2 separate regions of the Mus musculus genome follow, and region 2 is linked to region 1. Evidence: chromatin loops called from intact Hi-C (ENCODE). Cell type or tissue: heart. All regions are shown on one strand.

Evidence for each region. Hi-C counts contacts between places; a loop is a spot of excess contacts. Peaks named below come from ENCODE experiments on the same cell type or tissue, not always from the same donor. Only the 100,000 strongest peaks of a DNase experiment are listed, where the experiment ranks them.
Region 2: it touches region 1 in a loop (4-fold over the local background); 7 of 42 quality-filtered maps call a loop at or near these places.

Annotation. Positions count from the first base shown.
Region 1 is chr5:53,586,020-53,594,019 of GRCm38, reverse strand. Rbpj (recombination signal binding protein for immunoglobulin kappa J region) reads right to left here and starts at 3,534. Exons shown (of 11, transcript NM_001080927.2): 1 at 3,296-3,534. The coding sequence starts at 3,315. In heart, CTCF peaks have their summits at 566, 2,079 and 4,685; DNase peaks (open chromatin) are centred at 2,349, 2,809, 3,629 and 4,539; H3K4me3 peaks cover 3,998 bases; H3K27ac peaks cover 3,492 bases.
Region 2 is chr5:53,468,116-53,476,115 of GRCm38, reverse strand. No RefSeq gene overlaps it. Among named protein-coding and RNA genes, the nearest start is that of Gm40304, 75 kb to the left of the region's middle. In heart, a CTCF peak has its summit at 5,228; DNase peaks (open chromatin) are centred at 3,435, 5,165, 5,695, 6,565 and 1 weaker place; H3K4me3 peaks cover 1,421 bases; H3K27ac peaks cover 1,928 bases; H3K27me3 peaks cover 223 bases.

The DNA.
Region 1 (8,000 bases):
CAAAATACCAAAAATATAAGACAGATATAAAACTTTTCAGGCTAAGAGTGCAAAAAATTACTTTGTACTATCCTTTTAAAAGTATTGCTACAATAAAATTTTAAAATTAAAATATAAAAAATTAAGTATTACTACATACAGAAATCAATAAAGGGCATTCCATAATTTTACAATGTTTTAGTCTGATATACCTTCCATCTCTTTGTTTCTGCTTGACACTCTCCCTCTAAATTTATATCTTTTATACAAACTTCAATAACACATAGTTGTTTTTTTTTTCTTTCATTTCACTGTCACTCCTTTAACTTGCCAAGAACTTAGTTCATAACCTCCTACTTGACTTCCTATAAAATGACCTACATCAGCTCATTCCAGTAACAGTTCCTAGACCTTAAGCACACTGTTCATCCAAGGGGGCTCTACCTAGGGCAGGGTGCACCTCTACAGATGTGGCAAGTTATTCCATTCCCATTCTGCACAGTTAGGAAGCTGGCAGAGGAAACAACATATCTTGGAAATAATCACAAAGCCAAATGCCAAAAATAACAATTTTTAGTCAATCCATGAGAAAATACTGCCCCTAGCTGAAATAACATGAATCTAGTATTAGGAGGAAGCAAAATGCAAAATAGTGCTTGCTTTCAAGCCAAGTCTTATTTCAAAAACTAAGTAAACCTCAGAATTAAAACAGGTAAGACCTTTAGAACATAACCATTTCCTTCTAACGCTGGACCCATCCATAATACCAACGATTATCTAAGGAATCACAGCTGGCCATAGCAGCTTTTTACTTGTATATTTTACCCACTTAAGAGATCATACAAGTCTGTGAGTATACATCAAGAAGTAACTTTTACCTAAACTTAACTGTTTAAAACTGAGTGCCTAGACGTATGTAATAGAACGATTCCCCACAAACATGTCGGGGTAATAAGTTTAAAGATGAAATAATACTCAGAAAGGTACCCAGCCACCGTTCATTATATTTCCAAATGCCCACTGTCTAAGTTAAGGCACCATTTTTATTTCACTCCTAGCCTTTGGGCTGAAAGTATAAAAGTCTCACATGCTTAGAAACAACCCCCTCAAGTTGTGAAGCTAACTTTATGATGTCTTTGTGATCGTTCTCAAATGCATAAATCAGAACAAACTACATTGCATTACTATACAGAATTTGCACTGTGCTCACGATCAGAACCAGTGTGCCCAATTTTAGCCTCGAGTTATGCACTAAGTATGAAACAAATGCAAATTCTCACAATTTCATGTATGTTCATAAAGTGTGCCTTATACTGCAAGTATTCCGCCTATAAATTCTAATAACCACGTTTTTAAAAAGCTTTCCAAAGTGCCAACATTCCTTAGACCTCATCTTCTATGTCCTCAACAACTCTTTGTGTACAACTTTATATAGAGAAGAAGCTGCATATGACTTTAAGGGTAATGTATCTTCTAAAAGTAGTGATCAACTAGTGGAAGAATATTTCTGAACAATACATTCAGTATTTACAACCCTAAATTATTTCAACCCTGATGCAGTAATTCAGGCCATTAGTATACAATATCCTACACCACACCCCCAGACTTCACCCAAGCTTTTAACATTACCATAACAATAAGAGCTGAAAACAACTTAATGCTCAAGTAACATAAGGAAGTACCTTTTAAGATAACCAAACTGAAAGCTACCAGTCTTTAGACTGCCCGTAATTAATGTATCCCACAAAGATCCTCAAAGCAGTATTCATCAAACCAAAACTACACTCTGCTCTTTGGCACCTGATTCCCAACGTCGGAATAGGAGTTGCCACACATCCACAGAAGTAAAAATCACAAACTACACACTCAAACTGCAAATTCAAACAACCATAAATGGTAAACTCATTTAAATTATGAAGAAGCAAGCCATTGATCAAATTCCCAAGCCAGATGTCTCCGAAAAGTCATTAAAACTGTAGATACAAATTCCAGGGGAAAAAAAAAAAGATAAACTTCATCAGCCCAACATTCACAAGTTTACAACATCAAAATTCACTCACCTCCTATTCACATCAAACGCACATCCACTGCGAATATCTGAAACTATTCTCCATCACCAACAGGGGGTGGGGTGGGGGGGTGGGAAGTACCTTTGAGCCTACTTCTAACAGTCTTAAAATATACCCTTCCATTAGCCCTCAGGTAACCCAGGTGCAAGGCTACTGCGGATGCCCTTGGCCTGGGGCCGTCAGAAGCCAATGATGGGGACGGCAATAACCATCAAGAAATCGAGATCCTTTTCCAGCGCTACTCTTACCAAGCAAAACAATCACGGGCCCAGAAAGATGGCAAAGAAAAGTGGGGTCGTTTTAATCCCAAGAGAGGGGCGCATAGGGGTGGGTAGGGGTGTGATCCCGAGAGAAATGGGTGCGAAGGAAGAAAGGAGGGGCGCGGAAGGAGCAAACTTAAGTATCTCAAGCATCTCCCAGACTCAAACAACAAAAGCAAACCCTAGAGTCTGTGCGCACTTAGAAGCACCAGATGGAGTCCCCGGGGTTGAGACAGTTCAACAGACAGACACAGTGGGCAGCGGATAAATCAGGCAGTGACGCGAGGGGAAGGGGATGCTAAGAGAATGAGACACTACATAGGGGAGACAAAGCCTTGGGGGGGGGGGGTGAGGACCAAAGAGAAAAAGGTGAGAGGGGATACACACGAGAAAGACAATGGAAGAAAGAGAACGGCAGTAATCTGGTGCCAGGGCTATGGCAGGTCACCCAGCTACTGAAGAGAGGGATACAACAAAGGGGCACGGGAGGAGGGACAGCGGGCGGAGTGGAGGTGCAGACGGGATGCGGGGCGCGCAGCGGCTCCCACAGAGAGCCTAAGGCGGCGAAACAAAGGGCTGGGGGCAGAATCGCGGGGGGCAGCGCACACAGACAAAGCGCTCCGGCGCCCAGGGCAGCGGCTGGGAGGACAGGCGACGCGGGCCACGCACGGGGAACAAAGCTGCGCCGGGATCCCCGCCAGGCCCGCCGAGGGGGGCGCGCGCCGGGCACGGTGCCTACGGCCCCGCGCGCCGGCCGCACTCCGCCCGCAGCCGCCGGCCTCGCCACCGCCCGCCCTCACGCGCCCGGAGCCCGCTCCACCGCGGCGCACGGGCGAGCCCCGCACCGGCCCGCGCCATCGCGTCGCCGCCCCGCGCCGCCTCCCGAGGCCCCGGCGCGCCGCGCGGCCCCGGCCCGCCGCCTGCCGCCGGCGGTCAGACGCCCGCAACTTTCCCGGTTCCCAGCACTCGCTGCCCCCTCAGACTTACCCTGTCACAACAGGCGCCATCTTCCACAAACTCTCGCCAAAACTCCAACCCTCGCGAGATTCCCCCCGCCGCCTTTCCCTGCTCCTCTCCCCCGCCCCTTCCCTCGGCCTCGCCGATCGCTGCCACCCGGCCCCCGCGCCGTCTTTCCCCGCTTCGCCGCCGCCGCCGCCGGGAGCCAGCCGCCTCGCGCCGCCCGCGGACTAAGGGATCTGCTCACTGCCTTTCCCTAGAAACCTACCCCGCCGATGGAGCATGCGCAGGCCGCTCCTCCGCGGACAAGCCCTCCGAGTAGTCCATGGGGAGCGCTCCGGTTATCCGGGTTTTGGGACGCGCCCTCGGGGACGTACGTGGAGACTGAGGAAAACCGGAGGGCATTACTACGGGGACCGGGACTGGAGGGGTCAGGAGGCGGGGCCCCGGGGCCGGGAGGAGGGGTCCTGGGAAAATGCGAGCGTCTCACAGGCCTAGAGGAGACGCCTCCTCGAGTGGGTGTTTTCCAAGTGGCTTCCCGCTCGCCGCGGGTTCCCAGCCTTTTTCATTCATTCCGACGTTCACTGGACACCTCCCTTATGCTAATCTCAGTATCAGGTGCCGGAGCGGCGGAGATCGGGACAGAGCCCCGGTCCCCGGTGACCTGCCAGCGACTGTCTCCATTCATTTGCTCCCGCACGACCCGCACACGCGGCGAGACAGGCGTGATCGCCGCGTGAGCTGACCCTTCCCAAGAGCTCTGCAGGGGAAAAGCATTAGGGGATAAGCTCTGTGCCTTTCGCCGCTTCTCCCCGATGCGAGCTGGGGTCATCCCGAGGTCAGCCTCGCGCAAAGGTGTCCCCCCTAACCCCCCGATGTTCACTTTGCACCCACACGTCAGAGCCCCGAATGGTTGTCCCCAGAGCCACCACTACAAGCCCGGGCACTTGGGAGCGAGCTACCCGCCCAGCTCCGACTGCCTGGGGAACTCATGGCAGCAGCCAGCTTGCAGGATGTAGGTGTGGGTGCAGACGTGTAGGTAACTGCCTAGAAACAGCTCCTCCGGCGGTGGCCCGATGCTGTCGCCCGATGCTTGTCTTGCCTGGGACACCTCTCGGCAGGTGGTGGCCCGAGACCTGTCCCTCCGGTCCCCTACCTGCTGATCCTCCCTGCTCCCCCCCCCCCCCCTTCCCGGCCCTTTGCTTTCCAAGAGATTTCCCAGCTCCTGCATTGCCTGCCTCCCGCAGGGAGCCACAAAAAACCCGGAGAACTGGATCAGCCCGCCCGAGACCCGCTCCGGAGCGCCGCAGGATTGGCGCGGCGCGCTCGCGCCACTGCGCATGTGCGCAATGCGGGCAGCCGGAGTCTCACGCTACACCTCCTCCCGAGCGCCTTCCACCGCTCGGCTCAGACACAACACGGGCCGTGGGAAATTTCCTAAGCCTCGCGAGAACGCGCTCTCCTACCCACCCCGCGGGCGGCTGGGCGTGCGCCCTACATCGCGCAGAGCCGGGGCCCCGACAGGTGTTCGTCCCGTGCGGCTCCCGGGACGCGGAAGGCAGGGTCCGACAGGCGCCCGCGAGGCGGGGCGGGGCGGGGCGGTGGGCGCGTGGCGGGGAGCGGCGGGCTGAGGCCGCCCCGGCACACTCACGCACGCGCCGGGGAGGCTTCCTGTCGCCCTCCCGAGCCTGGTACTTTCCTGAAATGTGACAGACGTGGTGCCCCCCGCCTCCGGGAGCTGTCAGCCAGCCCCGTGTCGGCTTTGAGTCATGCATCTGAGTCACCTAGTCTGGCCTCCACTTCACTTGCTCTACAACAAGTTTGGATTCCCTTAACTATTCTAGCAATGGTTGGTTTGGGGTTTTTTTGTTTGTTTGTTTGTTTTGTTTTTGTTTTGTTTTTTGTTTTGTTTTGTTTTCCTTTATAGTGTCTTCGATGGCTTTGTGAGCCGGCAAGGCTCCGGGAAAGCTGAGCTTAGCGATCTCAAACGTTTGCATTGTGGTACGAGAACACGATTTAAATAGCTTCCCCTTAGTCTGTTCCTAGCCTTTAAAGGAATCCTACATACATACCAGTTTCTGTCTCCCCTCCCCCCCAGATGACTTAAAACGCCAGTTTTGTTTCCTTCCTCTTTCTATTCTTTTGTAGCAAGCATCCCGTTCTAGGTACTGTTTCATCAGATACGTTAGTGGCTGCTGTTCTCCACGCACCCTTTTTGAATTCATTTACTTGCCCAAGAGCTGTCAGAACCCTTCTTCACTCTGCCACTTTTCAGATTGGCGTGGTGCTGTGTAGGACTAGTGTCTTGCTAGCATCATGCACCCACAAATGAAGACTGGGTTTTGACATTTAAAGGACAGTGAACCCTCTAATAGCTAATGTCTCCTGGTTGAAATAAAGCTTTGCTTACTGAAGGTTTGTTAAGGGTATGCGATATGTGTTTGCCTATCGCTTTATTTATTTACTTCCCATTTTTAAAAGGACGTATGCCCATTTAATACGCTATGTCAAAACATGTCTCATCCAGAACAAGAGAGTGTTGCGGAGGTAAAATGCCTTTAAACGTTTCCTCAAGGATTTTTAGGCCTAGTGTGACGGTTTGTGACACTAATGTTGGACGGAAGGCCATGAGACCTTGGAAAGCCTTGATAGTCATAAAACTAATCTCAACTCAAACGCTCCACCTAAGGTGTTTTCCTTTCTCAGTAATGCCAATTCCTTTGCCCTCACTTAAGAGGACCTTGGAATTACTTTTGCTTTTATATATATATATATATATATATATATATATATATATATATATATCACACATTCAGGATTGCACCGGCAAGAAAAATCATGCTAGTCAGATCTATTAGTCTATTTTCTAATCCATAATATGTAAGGAAAGGAAGCTAATATTGCTCCCAGCTTTGGAGGGTGCCGGAGCAAATGATACTAACATCTGTTTGGTTGTCGCAAGTCCTCCTTAACAGATGGTGTCACAATAATAGAAGTATGTGCACACGGATAGGTCACGTAGACTGGAAGATAGAAAACTAGAGGTAGAACGGGAGCCAGGTTTATTCTTTTTAGAGTAACTTTTTTTTCTTTTAAAGATCAAGTTATCTTTTCTTTCTTTTTTTTTTAAATATGTGTGGGTCTGCACAGGCCATGGCACACGTGGAGGTCAGAGAACAACTTGCAGTTTATTCTCACCTACTAGGTGGGTTCCAGGGATCAATCTCTGGTTGCCAGATTTGATGCCACTAGGCATCAAATATCGGCCACTAGGCCCAACTTCTTGAAAATTCCACTACTTCTCACGTTATTACTTTGGGCTCCAAGATTGTGCAAGAACCTGGGATCACAAGTGAACTAGTCTCAAACCACGTACAATACCTTCAAAGTAGACCTAGATCCTAATCATTTCTACCTCCTCAGCAACTAGCTTCATCTAACCCGTCTGTTTCCCCACCTAGCCTACAGGTTGTCTGCTAAGTGAGCTTCCTTCCTTCCTTCCACCTCTACCCAGCCTGAGGCTCTTCTCATGGGACCATGCCTCCTCATCCTCAGAGATTCCACTGGTTTTTCCATTTCCCTACAAGAACTTACCTTTTGGCTTGCTGCCAGACTCTCCTGACCTCTCTGACTCCCAAAGTTCCTCCCCTTCCTTTACTTGAGGCTCTAGCTAGCCTGCTGCCCTTCTTGAAGCTCAGAGGGCACAATAAGCACTCTTAACACCGAGCCTGTGCCCTCTCCGTGACTTGCAGCACTCTCCCCACACCCATATAGGAGGAAGTCTTTTGAAGTCTTTGGGTAAATGTGTCATATACCCTGGCCATTTTCTGGCCACCCTTCCCTAGAGTGACTCCCATGCCTCTTTCTTCTTACATGCCTTGTTTCTATCTTCAAGCTTCAGTTCCTGGACCATTGCCTGATGTGAGGTAGGTAGTCATTATTTGCAGGGAGAATGGAAAGAAGATAGAGAAGCTCTTAGGGCAGAATAGAGATGATTTTAAAGGATGGAAGGAAGAATATTTGGAAGTGGCAGGAGGGAAAGATGGGGGGTGCCCATTTAGAACCATTTGGACCAGTAAGTGGGGCTCTACATTTAAGAGTTTTCCTGCTCTCCATGTGAGCCCCTCAGGAAAGAAAAATTCTTCTAATGGACAATAAAGAAATAGATACTTTCATGGGTGGCTTGTGGGATTAAAAATATAGTCTCTGTGGAAATTGTGGGAATTTGTCACTACGTGTTAATCATACAACTCGGTGTGGTTTGTGCTATAAGTATACTAACCTATTTGTTGAGTTACCTGTATGTTTCAGCACTTGTGATGATTAAAGAAAATGCTGGGAACCTCCTGCATATCAGTAAAGAATGTCTTTTTCTTATTGGTTTTCCTGTATATGTGTGTCTGAATGCATGGGCATGGAGGTCAAAGGGACAACCTTGTCACTTGTCATGCTCACTTGTCACTTAGTTTGAGACTGCGTCGTTTTTTGGGTTTGGTTTGGTTTTTCCAGACAGAGTTTCTCTGTGCAATCCTGGCTGTCCTGGAACTCACTCTGTAGACCAGGCTACCTACCAAGTGCTGGGATTAAAGGCGTGCACCACCACTGCCCAGCCTGAGACAGCATCTCTTGTTTTTCTCTTGCATATTCCAAGCAAGCTGACCAGAGAGCATTCAGGATTGTCTTGTCTCTGCCTCCCATTTTCCCATAAGAGCACTGGGGTTACAGGTGCTCTGTG
Region 2 (8,000 bases), 120 kb after region 1:
TTTCTCTGTGTCACCCTGGCTGTCATGGAATTCCCTCTGTAGACCAGGCTGTCCTCGAACTCAGAAATCCACCTGCCTCTGCCTCCCAAGTGCTGGGATTAAAGGCGTGTGCCACCACTGCCTGGCTTGTTCCCTTCTTTCTTCCCTGGTGCTCTGGGGTAATAATAGGTTCATTACACTAAAACTGGGAAGGAAAATATAATAATGCCTGAGAAGCCACAATATGTGTTTCTCCTCAGCACTGCCTATGGCCAATGAGCACTATTGTCTTGCTGTTTCAAATCTCATTTGAAATTAAATTTTCAATTCTTCTTTCCATGCATTTGTCTCTCTTTGTGTGTGTAGGGCGGTAGCCCAGGATGGTCTTGCATTTGTGGCTCTCGTCCTGGCTTAGTGTCTCTAAATGCTGGCATTGCAGGCAGGAGCCACTACATCCAGCTCTTAACTTGTTTTTTGTTTTGTTTTCAAAGCTTTACAATCTTTTTTTTTCTTTTTTTCTTTTTTCTTTTCTTTTTCTTTTTTGGTTTTTCAAGACAGGGTTTCTCTGTATAACCCTGGCTGTCTTGGAACTCACTCTGTAGACCAGGCTGGCCTCGAACTCAGAAATCTGCCTGCCTCTGCCTCCCAAGTGCTGGGATTAAAGGTGTGTGCCACCACGCCTGGCTCCTCTTCATAATCTTTTATCTAATCTAATAACACAGGGGTATCTTTTAGAATAAAAATGTAAACTTTTATGATTATTAAAGTAATATATACTTATTGAAAAAAACTTCATAAAAGCAGAATAAAGCAAAGAGGGGAAAAATATCACAATTCTGCCAGCTGGAATACTCCCTATTAACATGCATGTAAACATCTTTCTATTTTTTCATATGTACAAACTCACATGATTTTGAAGCACAAAGAATTATATTAAACATACCCACTGGTGTATAGTGCTTTCCATGGAAAAGCTGGCTGTATAAACTGGCAAATCTTGTCTCCTTAGGATGTTCACAGTAAAGACTTACTCTGATCCACCTGCAGTTTTAGTTGTATACTTTCATACAAATCCAGAAACTAGTTTAAAAATCATTGTACTCTACTACTTTGGAAAACTCTTCTAATTCCCTGGCCACAATCGCCCAGGGTTCCAGGATGCTAGCTGCAGGGCCGACAAGTAGCATTTTCTAGTTATTATGGCTATTTGTTATTGACCTATTTTCTTCAACCAGAATCAGCAACTTGAGGGCAGGGCCTATCCTAATTCATCTTTTAACCTCAGGCTCCCTAATATTTTGGGCCTCATTGCTCTGGGTCTGTGGCAAGGCAGTAGGCATTCCAGCCCCTCACTTCCTAGCAGCCTGAAAGCAAAGAGGGCAAGGGGTTAGGGTCCCAATTAATCTTTCAAGGGTATGCCTTTAGTGATCCACTATTCCCACCTCCTAAAGATTCTAGTACCTTCCAGTTGTGTTGCTAACCATGTTTTTAACATGTAAGACCTTTGGGGACACTTTAGACCCAGCCTCAACGTTGCCTAAATGGTATGTGACCGGCCTCAGTACTTTCTCTTCCCTGAGACCTTTGGCTTCACAGTGCATAGATTCTCACATGAGTGGCCTCCTGGGATAGTTCACTGTGTACATTACTCTGGATGTTCAGGAATCCTCTACACCCTCCCAGAATACTTGGAGCAGGTGGGCTCCATTCACACCGCTGACTGTGAGAAACCTGAAACCTATCTTTCCAGAGAGGCCTTAAAAGCTTTCAACAAGAGTAATTCACAGCGATCCCCTCACTTCCCTCTGAGTCAGCCAGCTCTGAAACACAAAGATGATAGCTCTCAATTAACCGCAGAACCTCCTGGAGCATCCAACATTGGAAGGGAAGAAGAGAAAGATGGGCATCACTGCCAGCAGCGCGCTTGTTCTCCCCCTCCCCCAATGGATGCTGCCATTCAAGTTAGAAACCAAATCTCCCTGCTGCTCCACCCTGCGCACTGCACGTGAGGCCCAGCCACAAGATGACTTCGTGGCTTCCTTTCATCCTGACCCCAGCCTTGGTTTCCAGAACCCAAGCCTCCAAAATTTGGGCTTATGTAACTTATTTGTTTATTTTTAAGGCCAGCCCTGTCCAACTTGAGAACACTTAAGACGGCCTTTTAGAGGGAATTTGGAGTCCAACACTGTCATTAACTAAATTAGCAAGCAGTGGTCCTGTAAAAACTCCAAACAGCAACATCCCGACAACTCGTATCATCCTATCCCTGATGCAGCTAATATTACAATGCCTGAGATTGGTCCCTGGGCTTTTTCTCTGTCTCTTCAACAATAGCCTGAGTTCACCAGCCTGGACCTGACAGCCCTGAGACTCTGCTATGCAACAGCAGTACCTCTGTTTGTTTGATTGGGGGTTGAAATGGGGAGGAGACGTCCCCGTTCTAGAAGAGTCCGCAAAGGCTTTTGACCTATGCATTTTCAAAAACTTCTGGAAAACACGAAGCTTTTTACAGAGCAAGCCCAGACTAAACGCACGAGAAGGCATGCATCTTTAGGTCAGAACAGATACCATTTTATGTTAGCCTCTATACAAGAAGCAACAGGTACCAAAAGGTCTGTCAAGGACATAGATGGAGTCCCCGATGGAGTCTTTGACGCGCCTTTTCCGATGTGAGGGAAGTGTCATGGTATGTTAGGTTTAGAAAAGCAGACTGGGAAGCCACTCATGATGCAGGGGAATAATTAAGTTCGTTGTATGTTCTTAGGAGAGTATCTATCTCTGTGTGGTGGGATTATGGGTAGTTGTCACCACTTTAGCTATACCTTTCAGGATCCTTAAACCTTCCTATAGAGAGCATTTATCACTTGGTTAAAAAAAGAAAAGATAATCACAAGGTGGTCGACTTTCTCAGTTGACATGTTCTTTAGAAATCATCTTGCTCGCCACTCTCTGTCTTTCCCTGGCTCTGACTGAGAGGAGGGGGCTGGCATGAAAGGTGCACTCTCTTGTCCGGATGGTGGGGACAGGAGCGGGGAGGGAGGGAGAATAAGACCTTCTCTGGTGCCCAGAGCTATAGCAGTTTTCTCCTCAGGGCCTAGAGGTTCCTGGATGTTAGTAAGCTGTCTACACTCCATCCAGTCTTCTGTGTGCAAACTCAGACTTCTCCTCAGGCTGAGAAGAAAAGCAAAGTAAGGAGTAGCTTTGCCTCTGCCAGGTCATTCATGCTCCCCTGAGAGGCTCTCACAGGATGTCCCTTCTCTCCTATCTTCCTAAGGCCCCTACTCCCCTGAAACACCACTGGTGGACATGTAGCATGTTATCTGTAAGGCCTGGCAAGGTAGCCTGGTTCAAGCGAGGCGACAGGGCTGCACAGGCTAAGCTTGGAAGGCTAGCCAGCCAAGAGAGGCCTGTCTGGTTTCTCTGGCCAGCCAACCCCTTCCGTCCTTCTGGGTTTCCTCCATGTGTTAGATGAATGTAATACGATTCGAAGCTGCTCTTGGAGCTGTGTGCCGTGACCTCATCTGCCTCTGCCGTTCCACAGGGGTGAAGTGCTCCCTCCGCGTCCCACAGTGTGGTGTGGAAGGTGCTTGAGTCTTTGTGGGAGCAGCTTGCCAGCTAACCAAGCGCAGTGAGAACTCACGCATTTATTATCAGCATTACTTACAGGCATGGTGTAAAGGAACTTCCTAGACTCCTTAGACCAGTGGTTCTCAGCCCAGTGGGTTGTGACCCCCTTTGGGGGTCAAATGACTCTTTCACAGGGGTCAACTAAGACTGGTCGGAAAGCATGGATATTTACATTATGGTTCATAACAGTGGCAAAATTACAGTTATGAAGTAGCAACAAAAACGTTTTCATGGCTGGGGGATCACATAAGGGACTGGATTAAAAGGTCGAAGCATTAGGAAAGTTGAGAATCACTGTCTTAGAGGAAGGACACCTTAGTTTTGTCCAGTCAGCGCTGTTCTTGAAGTCAAGGCTTCCCAAGAAATGTCTCAGTTCTTCCTTGCTACCCCACCCCCACCCCCCAAATCACAGTGTTTCCAGAAGCATGGAAAACCTCACATTCCATTTTCCCACCTTTAAAGCCGGAATGCCAGTGGTGTGAGATTATTCTTAAATATGGTTTTTGAATTTCTAAAATATAAAACATACAAGCCCAGGGGCACTGTAGTGCCCTAGAAATGACATTTTTAAAAAGTATATTCCAGGTCTGGAGAGATGGCTCATCGGTTAAGAGTGCTCTTCCAGAAGTCCTGAGTTCAAATCCCAGCAACCACATGGTGGCTCACAACCATCTGTAATGGGATCCGATACCCTCTTCTGGTGTGTAGGAAGACAGTGACAGTATATTCACATACATAAAATAAATAAATAAATCTGAAGAAATTAAAAGTATATCCCATGTAATACTTCAGGTATGATTATACTATATGTAAGTATATCCCAGAGAATACATAGGCTATTGGGGAAGTTACCCCTGGGTCATTCTGTTTAACTGGGGGTCTGCATTTGATCAGACAAACCTGTTCTTGAAGCTGAAGAGAAGGAGACAGTGATGCCTGCCATATTTTCTGCACCTGGGCAGGGGTGGGGGTGGGGGGTGGTCCTAACACTTTCCCTTCCAGGCCAGAGGAAGTCATAGTCTTGTTCAGGATGGAGGGACTGAGGTTGCTCTGTTGGGGGTAGAACGCTTGCCCAGGAAGTGAGAGGGGAGGATTGGCAGCTAAGCTTCTGCTTAATGGACATCCTTGAAGACCTTAGCAAACGGTGTCCTGTGGTGCATCTAATACACTAGGCTAGCTCTATGTAAACCTGCCAGCGAAGGTAGGCTGGTTAAGAGGAACTCAGATAGTGACACTAACCCCAGGGAACCCCCTTCAAGGCATGACTATTTGACCAGACCCAAAGGTCAACAGTTTTATTAGACATGGGGACTTTCCTAAAGGTTATTTTTGAAGGGAGGGGGAGGAGGGGGGGGAATGGGGTGGGGGCAAAGGTCACCTAGAGACCTTTCTGTGGGGTGAGGGGAACAGGCGCAGGGGTACGAGCTGACACAGAGCCCTCTTTCTGGTCTCCTGTGTCTCCTCTCAGTGGCTTGCAGTCTCCCTGAACTCACATCCCCTCTCTCACTTAAGTTCCTAGGCTCGATTCCAGCCTGGAGGTGGACAGGTGGCAGGCCCACCACCATCCAGCCTTTGTGTGAATGAAGGCTGCCCAGGCAGGCGCCCTCCAAGCCTCAGGGTGTAATTTTTCCCTTCTCCACTTGTGAATTCCAGGCAGAGAGCTCAGCTGTCATCGGCCTCAGGGAATTTTTTTTTTTTTTTTTTTTTTTTCCAACCAGGACTGAAAACCGGGCCAAGAAAACATGGGTCTGTAGAAGGCATTGTTCCCTGTGAGTCGGATGGCTTTTGCTTTTACTTTGGGCCTCAGGAAATGCTGTCTTTACCTTGAGTTGGAGATGAAAACTTGGACTTTCATTGCCCTAAGAAAACATTACCCCCCCACCCCCCCACCCCCCCAGCCCCTACCTCCCACCCCCGCACCGGTTTCCCAGTGGGCTAGTGTGTACTTAGGAGTTTACTTTCCAAAGTCTCATTTTAACAACAGTAGCTATAAAATCTCGCATCTGATGCCCCTGTATAGATGAAGACACAACACAATGCATTTGTGTGACCCAAGCGTGGAAAACACTCCTCGGTGTGTTCCTGGAAGCTGCAGGTCAGCACACATCTCTTTTGCCCGGAGTTCCCTGAGGCCAGAGCTTCCCGGCTTATTATGCAGATACCAGTGGCTACATTTGAAAGGTTCCCCCATGTCCTGCGAGACTACAGACTTTGGACTCATGAGCTCTCTGTCCTCCTAGGAGAGCTGTAAGATAAGACTATAGAGACAACCAGACTCTCACCCCCCAGCCTTAGGAATTCAGAGTCCTTGCAACCAGCTCTCACTAAACCTTCCGGGGTGGGGGTGGGGAGGACACAAAAGCGACCGCAGGTATAGATGGAGAGTCTGCTTGCCAGGAAAGAAAACAAAGCTAACAATCTTCTGCTGAAAAATGAGTTCATTTAGTATTGAATGGTAAGCTGGTCTTTCCCCAGACTTCTACCACAACGCAGTTCCCAACATGTCAAGCGCTGGAGTCCCAGAGTTCATTTCTAAGCTGTTTTCCAGTCCCCACCCGTCCACCGCCAGGGCTTCCCAAGCTGCGTTGCTGAGTGTCCCACACTCACCCACCACGCTGTCTACTGATTGCTGCCTCTCTTCCTGGCAGGTCTCCACCTTTTTGATTTTGATATTCCCAACCGCCAAGACGGTGCCCACCTAAAGAAGCCCAGAGAACATATACGTGTTGGACCGCAAGTGGGGTCCCTGAAGCTTATTTCTCTGATGAAATTCATTGCAGACTGGAGGGGAAGGGTTATGCTTCTCACATGACTACATGTTGGAACTCACAAACATGCGTGGAACCCATCCCTAGCCTACTAAGGCTGCTAATAAGCTATCTGGAGGCATGGGCTGCCAGCAGTGGGTGGGGCAACAGAAATTTTTCTTCCAGTCCCTACGCAGGGAGTGTGGTTAAATTTAGATGGAATTTTACCTGGGACAGAGTTCAGTGCTGGTTCCTTCCAGATTTCCCTGCTCTGTGTCCCATCCCCCACACCTCCCACCCGCGAACATGGCTGTCTCCATGCTTCATGCTGAAATTCTACTATAGATCTGCAGTCCGGAATTTTTCCTGTTCTCTACACAGAAGTATTGCTTCCCCAGAACAGCTGAGCACAGTTTACTAACTTTTAGGAGGGAAGCGGTCTGTTGGGAGTGCTTCTTGCTACTTTGTTAATGATTGCCAACTATCCCTTCAGCTGCACCCAATCACCTATGCCAGGTGGGTAGGAGTCTTCAGAATAGTTGGTAAGGCTGTGAGATTTAAAGACAGACCTGGATTTGGGTCCTGATTCTACCTCTAATTTACAAGGTCTAGTCATGTGACTTCTTTGAGCCTCATCTGTAAAATAGGAATCATTATAAAGAAAAAATATGTATAATACTTTTGTGACTCTGGTAATACACCCTGTATCAGTCAGAGTGTGAAGGACTTTTCCTTTATGGATTCTTTTTTTTTTTTTTTAATTCAGTACAAACCACAAAGTATACATTTCTAAATATCATAAAGGAGAGTAACATTTCAAGAGATTTGAAATTATGATCGATTCCTTCCTTCCTTCTTCTCAAACTGCTGTGAAGCCAGTATGCGACCTGATGTGAGTGTCTGGTTGTGTGGATGGGAGAGGGAGAGTGGTCTGCCCTAGGATGCGACTTTCAGAGCTAAGTAAGGATGCTGCCCAGTCACCCGCGGCTGAAGATGGATCCCGGGAGTCCGTTCCCTTCTTTAATTCCCGTGTCCACAGCTTCCTCTCTTTCTCTGCCTTGACTTTATGAATCTGCAAGTGGTCCAAGATTCCCCCCACCCTCCCTTTCTTTCCTTTCCTTTTTTTTTTTTTTTTCTCTCCACACAGCTCACAACAGCTGCAGGGTAGTGGGGGTCGGCGGATGGTGGCAGCTGTTTGCACGTATGGGTTCTCTGTCATTTCCCTGTGTAAGGCAGGGGCTGTTTGTATATATCACAAGCCGCCACCTGGCAAGATGTTTGGTTCCATCCATGTTTGAAAGTTTTGCGCATGGGATCATGAATGCAGAGGGTAGGAGGAGCCTTGAGATCTGGGTTCCAGACCCTTGCTGCCTTTCAGTCTTAGTTACTAAGCATCCCACCCCGGTCTAGTTACAGCCTCCTGTGTATACTCACTGTCTAGAGCAAAGAGTGCTCTTTATCCTACGCAGTTAATTCTCAAAGGCTTCGCGATTGGTTTGTATATGGCGTTTTCATTTAAAAACCATTGTAAGTGAACATCAAAATAAATTTAGGAAGGGGCAAGCAGTATGTTCATTGCTACCTATGAGGCAATTCAGGATTTTGAGCCTAAAAACCTTTAAAAATATATCATGCCGTCGCCAAGAG